Regions from separate parts of the Homo sapiens genome. Here region 2 is linked to region 1. Evidence: chromatin contacts called from ENCODE Hi-C or POLR2A ChIA-PET data. All regions are on one chromosome and are shown on one strand. The core of a region is the stretch at or near the end of the contact, and the rest is flanking DNA. Distances in the headings are between cores, read along the strand shown.

Region 1 (4,051 bases), core at 1,458-3,957:
TTCACTCTGTCAGTGTCTCCTCTGTCTGTCTTTTGTCTCCATCTCTGTCTCTGATGCTCTTGCTCATCCTGTGGGGAGAGAGGGCTGAGGAGGGAAGAGTGGGATTGGGGCGGGGGACAATGGCAGTGCCAGGTGGAGACTTGTCCTTCAGAGTCCCCAGACACCCCTTCCTAAGCATCTCTATCTCTCTGCATCTATCTCTGATTCTGCCTCTCCCCCAAGACCCACCATATTACTCTCTTTCTCTCTCTCAATCACTCTCTGTTTCTTTCTTTAATCTCTAATTCTAAAATCCAAAAACCTTTGAGACAAAGTTTTCTTCTAATTCATTTGACAGAAAAAACCTGACCCAAACTTTGTGATGCTATTTATTGTCTCTATAGAGCCCACTTAGTGTGAATATTTTTGTATTTTTATATTTTATGGAGAAATATTAGTAAGACAATAGTATAAGTGATATGGTTTCTAAAGTCCTATAGTTCTGAATCTGAAGTAAGCCATTAAGATGAAGAATTACTTGCAATTATTTCCTGTAATACATGTTCTATTTTATGTCCATATTTATGTAGGGCTAAACTAGATTTTCCTTCCTTTTTAAAATAATTTATTGTACAAACATTCTGTATATAAATCTATAAAAGATACTGAAGAACATGCATTCCTCAAGAAGTAGAACATGGGGTATGTAAATAAAAATTATTCAAAGCTTAGGATTAGCAAAAAGAGATCACTGGAGTAAATGCTCAATGGATTCCTGGGCATTTTCTAGCAGGCCCTCTGGAGATGATCTCTGACTGACTTTATTTAAAGTTCTTTTAGAACTCTTTAAGCATAGAGGTTAATTTGCAGTAAATTTATAGGAATGCAAATGACTCTTATCTGAGAACAATGCAAATGATTCCTGGTTATAGTAGAGCAAATATATTTTGTCCATTTTGTTTTAATTACTTTCCACCAGGTAGAAAAGCTAATTGCAAATATTACAGTTTGTTACTCTGTAGGATATTAACCAGTTTTGTATCTATTGGAAAGGTCACTTCAGAATGCTTTTGACTGACTGACTATATGCATTCCTATTCCTCAAATTCTTCTTTGAACCAGTTGTAGCATCTGAATGTTTCCTCATTAATTAATGAGTTGAATTAAATCTTTGATATATATTCATCTTATATTTACTTGTGTCATATTTTTAACTTTTTGAAAATCATGTCTTAGAGGGTGCTTACACTATAGGAATTTGCATATTAGTTAAGAAAAGATAAGACATAAAAAATCATAAGGCAGCATGTGATAAATGGCAAGTGATCATATGGATTTTGGGGGCTGTGGTAGAGTTTCTGGATGACAGTTTTTTTCATTTATTTCTGCATTACTTTCATTCATTTAACAGACAACTGCTTTGCAATATGAAGCACCGTGGAAGGGAATACAAATACAAATCAGACACAAACCCTGTCCTGGAGTTAGCAGTTTCCTGTGGGAATAAAGGGGAGGAAAAAAACACCTTTCCTCTACCATATTGTATTCAGTGGCTGGGACCTGCAAATTAGACTAAGACAGATTAACAGGAGAGAAAATTCTATTTATACATGTAACTTGAGTACATGTGGGAAAACTCAGTGATAAGTAATTCAAAAAGTTGGTTAGAATTGGGGCTTATACATCATCTTAATAGGTGAAGGTGGGGAGAAGAAAGGCACTTACAAGAAAACAGATTATTGGCCGGGTGCGGTGGCTCATGCCTATAATCCCAGCACTTTGGGAGGCCAAGGCGGGTGGATCATTTGAGGTCAGGAGTTCAAGACCAGTTTGGCCAACATGGTGAAACCCCATCTCTACTAAAAATACAAAAATTAGCCAGGCGTGGTAGCGCATGCCTGTAATCTCAGCTACTCGGGAGACTGAGGCACAAGAATGGCCTGAACCTGGCAGGTGGAGGTTGCAGTGAGCCAAGATCATGCCAAGACACCATCTCAAACAAAAAAGAAAACAGATTATTTTTTGGAAAGGCAAGTGGGTTTTCAGGGGAAAAGTAGGAAATTAGAAAGTTTTGTGATAATGTTTGTGTATATAAGTACGAGTGTTCTTTCTGTCTCCTTCAAGGCCATGAAATTTCTCTGGAGAAGGAATTTGAAATATGTTTTACTCATGCTCTCCCCTCCAGGATAGACCTACCCTGAAAAGGAATTTATGGCAACCTTATCTCCAAGGTTGCTGCCTTTAGTCAGATAAGGAAAGCCCCCAAAATCTCTGTTCCTTTCCATATCACTGAATCTCAAATATCTTCAGCTTAAAAGAATCTTAACGCCAAATATTTGGGGGTGGCATATCCTGATTCCTTTCAGGAGAAAGACATAGATTAATCATCACAAACAGTAGTAATGGATGGAGAAGAGAAGAACATTTGCAACCTTACTGTGTCCTTAATGCTTTATTATTCTATTAAAACCTGAAATTTTGTAGGAATTTTTCCCCAGTTTCATAATTACAGCACAGAGAACCAACCAAGGGTTATAGTAGTCACAAGCAAGATGATATGGGATCCCTCAAAACAATTTTACATGCCTTAATTCCTGAGACCAAAGCATTCTCCTCACCTCTCTCTTTACTCATTTGGTTAACTCTGGACTCAGGCCAAATCCTGTCCCTGGAAGAGCCACAAAGTAGGAAGCCTGGGTACAGGCCTGGCAAGCGAGAACAATGTGTCACTGCAGGACTTTGGAGCTCTCAGCTTTGGAGTCAGTTAAGACCAGTTCCTTGCTGGGAAGCCCTAACTCTGGAGGGACAGAGACAGGTAAGGTTAGTTTACTTCCTTGAGCTTTCGTCTTCAGTGCTGCTTACAGCCTTAGGATATCTGGTATTCAGGAAAGGAGGATGAGGTAGCATTCAAAATTGTGTTCTACCTGGGCAAGAACCAGGGATTGACAGCCCGTTCTCTTTCCCCAGTGCTGGCCAGAGTTACAGAAGTTGGACTGTAAACATTGGCAACTATTGACAGAAGTCAAGGTCATGGCAAGACCATTTGGCCCATGTTTGTTGGGGAAGGATAAGCCTGCGTTTCAAAAAGACTGGTCAACTGGATTTGCATTCCCAGAAACCAGGAAATTTCTGAAACTGAGTTTTAAACCTGGCAACTCTTTTACCATCCCTTTGTATTTTTGCAGTTCCTCCCTATACCAGCTTCCTTACAGCTGTTCTGATTTCCTGTCGTAAGATTTTTTCTTTTCATTTTCTCCAGGGAGGGTAAATCAATATAACCTCTTCTCTAGAGAGGAGGTGGTTAGGTTGGTCTTAAGCAGTGTTAGAAGATCTATTTTTTTTCAAACCAGGTGTCTGAGCTGGGTGAATTCCAGCCTGGGGAGAGGACTTTGATCACCAGATGTTTTTTTGGTGTGCGTGCTGTCTTATGGTTGCGTGGCGAGTTTCTGCTTCAGATGGTACGTATGCTTTCCTTCAACTCAGCTTACAGGCATTTGGTGTCCTTTTGCGGTGTTTTGAGGAACTCTGTCTAGGGCTTTAAGGAAGTTTACATTTATAATATCTTTATTCTTCTATTGAAAAATCTCAAATTGGCCTAATGCTCTGCACTCAATAGGAGCTTAGTGTACATTTAATGATAACCCTGATCTCTGAAGTGGGTGGTTACTGTTTTTTTACTTTCCCTTTCTGTTCTGGGAGCAAAAAGAGTACCAATTTCAAAATCCTGGGAGGTCTTACTTGTTATAAACTCCAGGATCGCTATTTGTGTAGGGGACTATTTGTTTAGAAGTGGACAACTTGTGGTTGAATTTGAGTAAAATTCCTGTTATACTTTTGAAAATAAAACTTCGGAATTCCGGCCGGGCGCAGCGGCTCAAGCCTGTAATCCCGGCACTTTGAGAGGCCGAGGTGGGCGGATCACGAGGTCAAGAGATCGAGACCATCCTGGCTAAGACAGTGAAACCCCGTCTCTGCTGAAAATACAAAAAATTAGCTGGGCGTGGTGGCGGGTGCCTGTAGTCCCGGCTACTTGGGAGTAGAATACAGAGTACTTGGGAAGAGCACAGGAATC
Region 2 (4,051 bases), core at 938-3,437, 64 kb after region 1:
GTTGTGGTTTCCCTAAGGTTTATAAAAAATTTTATAGTCATAACAGGTTATTTTAAACTGACAATTTAACGTCGATCACAAAGAAAAGAATGATAGCAAAAACAAACTCTTCTTTAATATCACTCCTTCCCAGATTTTGATGTCTCTATTTCCATCTTTTTATATTGCCTGTCTCTATTGTTGCAGTTATTATCTGTAATAGTTTGTTTCATAGTCTTCATGCTAAAGATATAAGTGGTTGAGTTTCTACAGTTATATTATTCTAAATTTGTCTGTAAACTTACTTTTACCAATATGTTTTATACCTCCAGATGTTTTCTTCTAATACGTTAGTGTTCTTTTCTTTCAGACTGAAGAGTTCTCTTTAACATTTCTCTTAAAACAAATCTGGTCTTGATGAATTCCCTCAAATTTTGTTTGTCCAGGTAAGTCTTTATCTCTCATTCATATTTGAAGTTAGCTTTGCTGGGTACTAATATTTGTGTTGGACTTTTTTCTTTAGTACTTTGAATATATCCTTCCACTCTCTCTTGGCCTGCAGAGTTTCTGCTGAGAAATCTGAAAGTTGTATTGGGGCTCTGTTTAATGTGACATATTTCTTTTCTCTTGCTGTTTTCAGTATTCTTTCTAGGTCTGACATTTGATAATTTCATTATGCTGTACCTTGGGGAAGAATTCCTCTTTGGGTTGAAGTGGATTGGTGACCTCTGAGCTCCATTCATAGATGAGCTCTGAGCTCCATGTACCTGAATTCTACAATCTTTCTCCAGATATGGGGATTTTCAACCATTATTTTCTTAAATATTCTTTCTAGGCCTTTTTTGTCTCTTGTCTCCTTGCAATCTCCTATTATGCAGAGGTTTGTTTGATAGAGTCTCATAATTCTCATAGGCCTTTTTCACTGCATTTTATTCTTTTTCCTTTTTGCCCTCTGATTGGTTAATTTCATATGTTTTGTCTTTGAGCTTGCTGAATCTTTTTTTTTTTTTTTCCTGTCACTCAGGCTAGAGTGCAATGGTGCAACCATAGGTCACCGTAACCTTGAACCCCAGAGCTTAAACCACTCTCCCATCTCAGCCTCCTGAGGAGCTAGGACTACAGGCATGCACTACCATGCCTGACTTTTTTAAGAGACAAGGAGTCTTATTATATTGCCCAGGTTGGTCTCAAACTCCTGGTCTCAAGCAATCCTCTTACCTTGGCCTCCCAAAGTGCTGGGATTATAGGCATAAGGCACTGTGTTAGGGCCCAGGCTTGCTGATTCTTTCCTTTGTTTGATCAGGTCTGCTGCTGAAGTTTTCTGTTGGGTTTTTCAGTTCAGTTATTGCATTCTTTATTTCTAGAATTTTGATTTGGTTTTTAAAAGTTGTTCCTAGGCTGGGCATGGTGGCTTATGCCTGTAATCCCAGTGCTTTGAGAGGACAAAGGGAGAGGATGGCTTGAGCCCAGGAGTTTGAGACCAGCCTGAGCAATATAGGGAGACCCTGTCTCCACAAAAAAATTAAAAATTAGCCAGGCATTCTGGCTTGTGCCTGTAGCAGTCACTTGGGAGGCTGAGGCTGAAGGATCACTTGAGACCAGAAATTCAAGATGGCATTGAGCTATGATCATACCACTGCACTCCAAGCTGGGTGAAAAAGTGAGCCCTCCATCTCTAAAAAACAAACATCAAATAAAAATTGTTCTTATTTCTTTGTCAAATTTCTTATTTTGTTTCTGGATTGTTTTATAAATTTTATTTAATTTTCTATTGATATTTTTTGTGATTTCCTGAATTTTTAAAAGAGGGTTATTATTAATTATTTCTCAGGCAGCTCACAGATCTTTAATTCTTCAGGGTCTATTACCAGAGCTTTGTTGGTTTTTTTCCCTGATTTTTTTTCAGTCTTGTGTCTTTACATTGATGCCTGTTCATTCGAAGAGATGGCCACCTCTTCCAACTTTTGCAGGTGTTCTTTGGTGATGTTAGACTTTTATTACTTAACATTAGAACTTTATTTGCTGGCCTGTAGTTGCTTCCCATTCTGGAAAGGATTTATATTGAGCACCAGAACTTAAACACTTCCCTGGAACTAAATCACCACCCTTTCATTTTTTCCCAATCTGGGGAAGACTTATTGTGAGTACCAGAACTTATAGCTCGCACAGGAACTTAAACACAGACCTGCAGTGGTTTCCAGGTCTGGGGAAGACTTAAGAGAGCACCAGAACTTCATCACTGACCTTTCAGTTGCTTCCAGGTCAGGGGAAAGTTCCATGTAAGCATCCGGGCCGTGTGGGAAATCTGACCAGGGACTCAGGCCTTCCCATGGGTTGTGTCCCATGAAGCACTATGGCACTATCCAGTCTCCTCTGTGTGATGCCCAGCTGATTTAAATGCAGAGTAGCCACCAAGATCCACATGCCATTCCCCGTGATAAGCACCTTTTCCCCCCACTTGTCTTCAATTCACCCCAGGTGGTTCAGTCCTCCTGGCATTCCCAGTGCTTCCTGTGGGACAGGACTGCCATGGGCTTCCCATGAAAATTCCCAGACCAGTGGGGAGATAGAATGTCCACTTCCAGTTCCCTCCTTCCATCTTGGAAACTGTGGGTCCAGGGAAGTTCTCTGTGAGTGGCGGTTATGCCAGCTTAGGGGAGAGGGTGGCACAGTCTAAAATGGCCATTTCTGTTACCAGTTGTGGTTTTGTTGTAGGGGCTTTCTCCTCTTCTCTCTCAGGTTCTGGTGAATTCAAGGTGGTGTTCTTGTCTTTGAATAGTTACTAGCTGTACTTTTGTGGGGAGGAGTGGTGCTGAGGATCTTCTATTCCACCAACCATAAATGAACTAATTTCATAAATAAAATTAAAATTTCCACTATCCAGAAAGTCACTTTCCACACCATTTTATGAGTGGATAAGAATGGGTAATTATGTATGTGTATATTTTCATGTTATTAACATGCTTAAACAAAGATCCACCCCAAGTCTCAGTCTTTAAGAGTACAGAAAAAACAGTTGAGGTTTTTAAATATTAGCCCTTTATTTTTCCTTTCTTACCATTCTTTACTAATATAAAGGAGTAGTTTTGACTTATTTTCACATAGATTTAAATTATCCTTCCATTCTTTAATTTATCCTTTTATTTAAATCCCTTTTAAAAGTTATTTAAAATAAATACATATATATTCTAACAAATATTAAAACAATAAAGGTAGGTATAGAGAGCTTACCTCCATTATATTACCCATTTTTCTCTTTCCATTTTAAATTTAAATTTCACATTTAAGATTTTAACTTTGTACATAATTCTATAAATTATAAACCATGTTAGAAACGCATCTATTTCTTGACCTATCAACTTTATTTATCTTTAAAATTAAGATACATTCACGTTTAACAAATTAGCATATTATCTGGTGCACACAGTTCCCTTTCCCTACTCCCAGAGAACCACTGTCATATCTTGCAACATTTTTTTCCTGATATTTATGTTCATATTTTAAGGCAATGTTTTTTCTATTTTTCTTAAATTATTCATTTTAGCTGTTATCTATTGATTACAGATATATATATTTAATCATCTTCTAATATATCACCTGCTTTTTCTTTTTGTTTCAATATAATTATTGCATAATTTTGGTTACATCAATAATAACTTTTACATGTTATGACTATGCAGTATACCAAATAGCGTTTTGTGAGTATGTTTCATTGCTTTTGTTTTAATACGTTGTCTATAATGTCCTTTTCCAGTAATGTTTGTTTGCTTGCTTGTTTTGTTTTCTATATTTCTATTTACATTTCCTCCTAAATGCACCAAGAGATTTTTCAGTCTACCAAATCTATTCCAAATGTTGAGATATCATATGCTTTATCAATTCCTTTCTTATTCTTGTGTGTCTTTCTCCCAAAGTCCTAGAAACAGACCTTGAAACAAGAATTAAAATGTAGGTAATTTGTTTAGGAGGTGCAGGAAACACCAGGAGAGAAAGGCAGTGAGATATGGAAGGAAAGTCAACCAAAAAGGATATGTTAGCAAGCTAGTTAGGATGACCACAGCCTCATCCCAAG

Evidence for each region. Hi-C counts contacts between places; a loop is a spot of excess contacts on that map. ChIA-PET counts read pairs that join two places held with the same protein, here RNA polymerase II (POLR2A).
Region 2: a loop to region 1 is called in a map of HepG2, with 4 times the contacts of the local background. The contact joins the enhancer-like site here to the promoter of C4BPB in region 1. A Hi-C loop is called at or near these places in 3 of 168 maps with a recorded cell type or tissue (Calu3, HepG2 and PC-3). POLR2A ChIA-PET finds 5 or more read pairs at or near these places in 1 of 52 experiments (MCF 10A).

What each region holds. Positions count from the first base shown.
Region 1 is chr1:207,086,153-207,090,203 of GRCh38, forward strand. It overlaps C4BPB (complement component 4 binding protein beta), which reads left to right and starts at 2,708. Exons shown (of 7, transcript NM_001017365.3): 1 at 2,708-2,794; 2 at 3,330-3,437. The coding sequence starts at 3,380.
Region 2 is chr1:207,150,829-207,154,879 of GRCh38, forward strand. All of the region lies in intron 1 of LOC107985251 (a long non-coding RNA gene), which reads right to left. Among named protein-coding and RNA genes, the nearest start is that of C4BPA, 49 kb to the left of the region's middle. Within about 2 kb of position 2,188, at least 2 of the 41 ENCODE cell types and tissues checked have a DNase peak (open chromatin) inside an H3K27ac peak, as active enhancers do.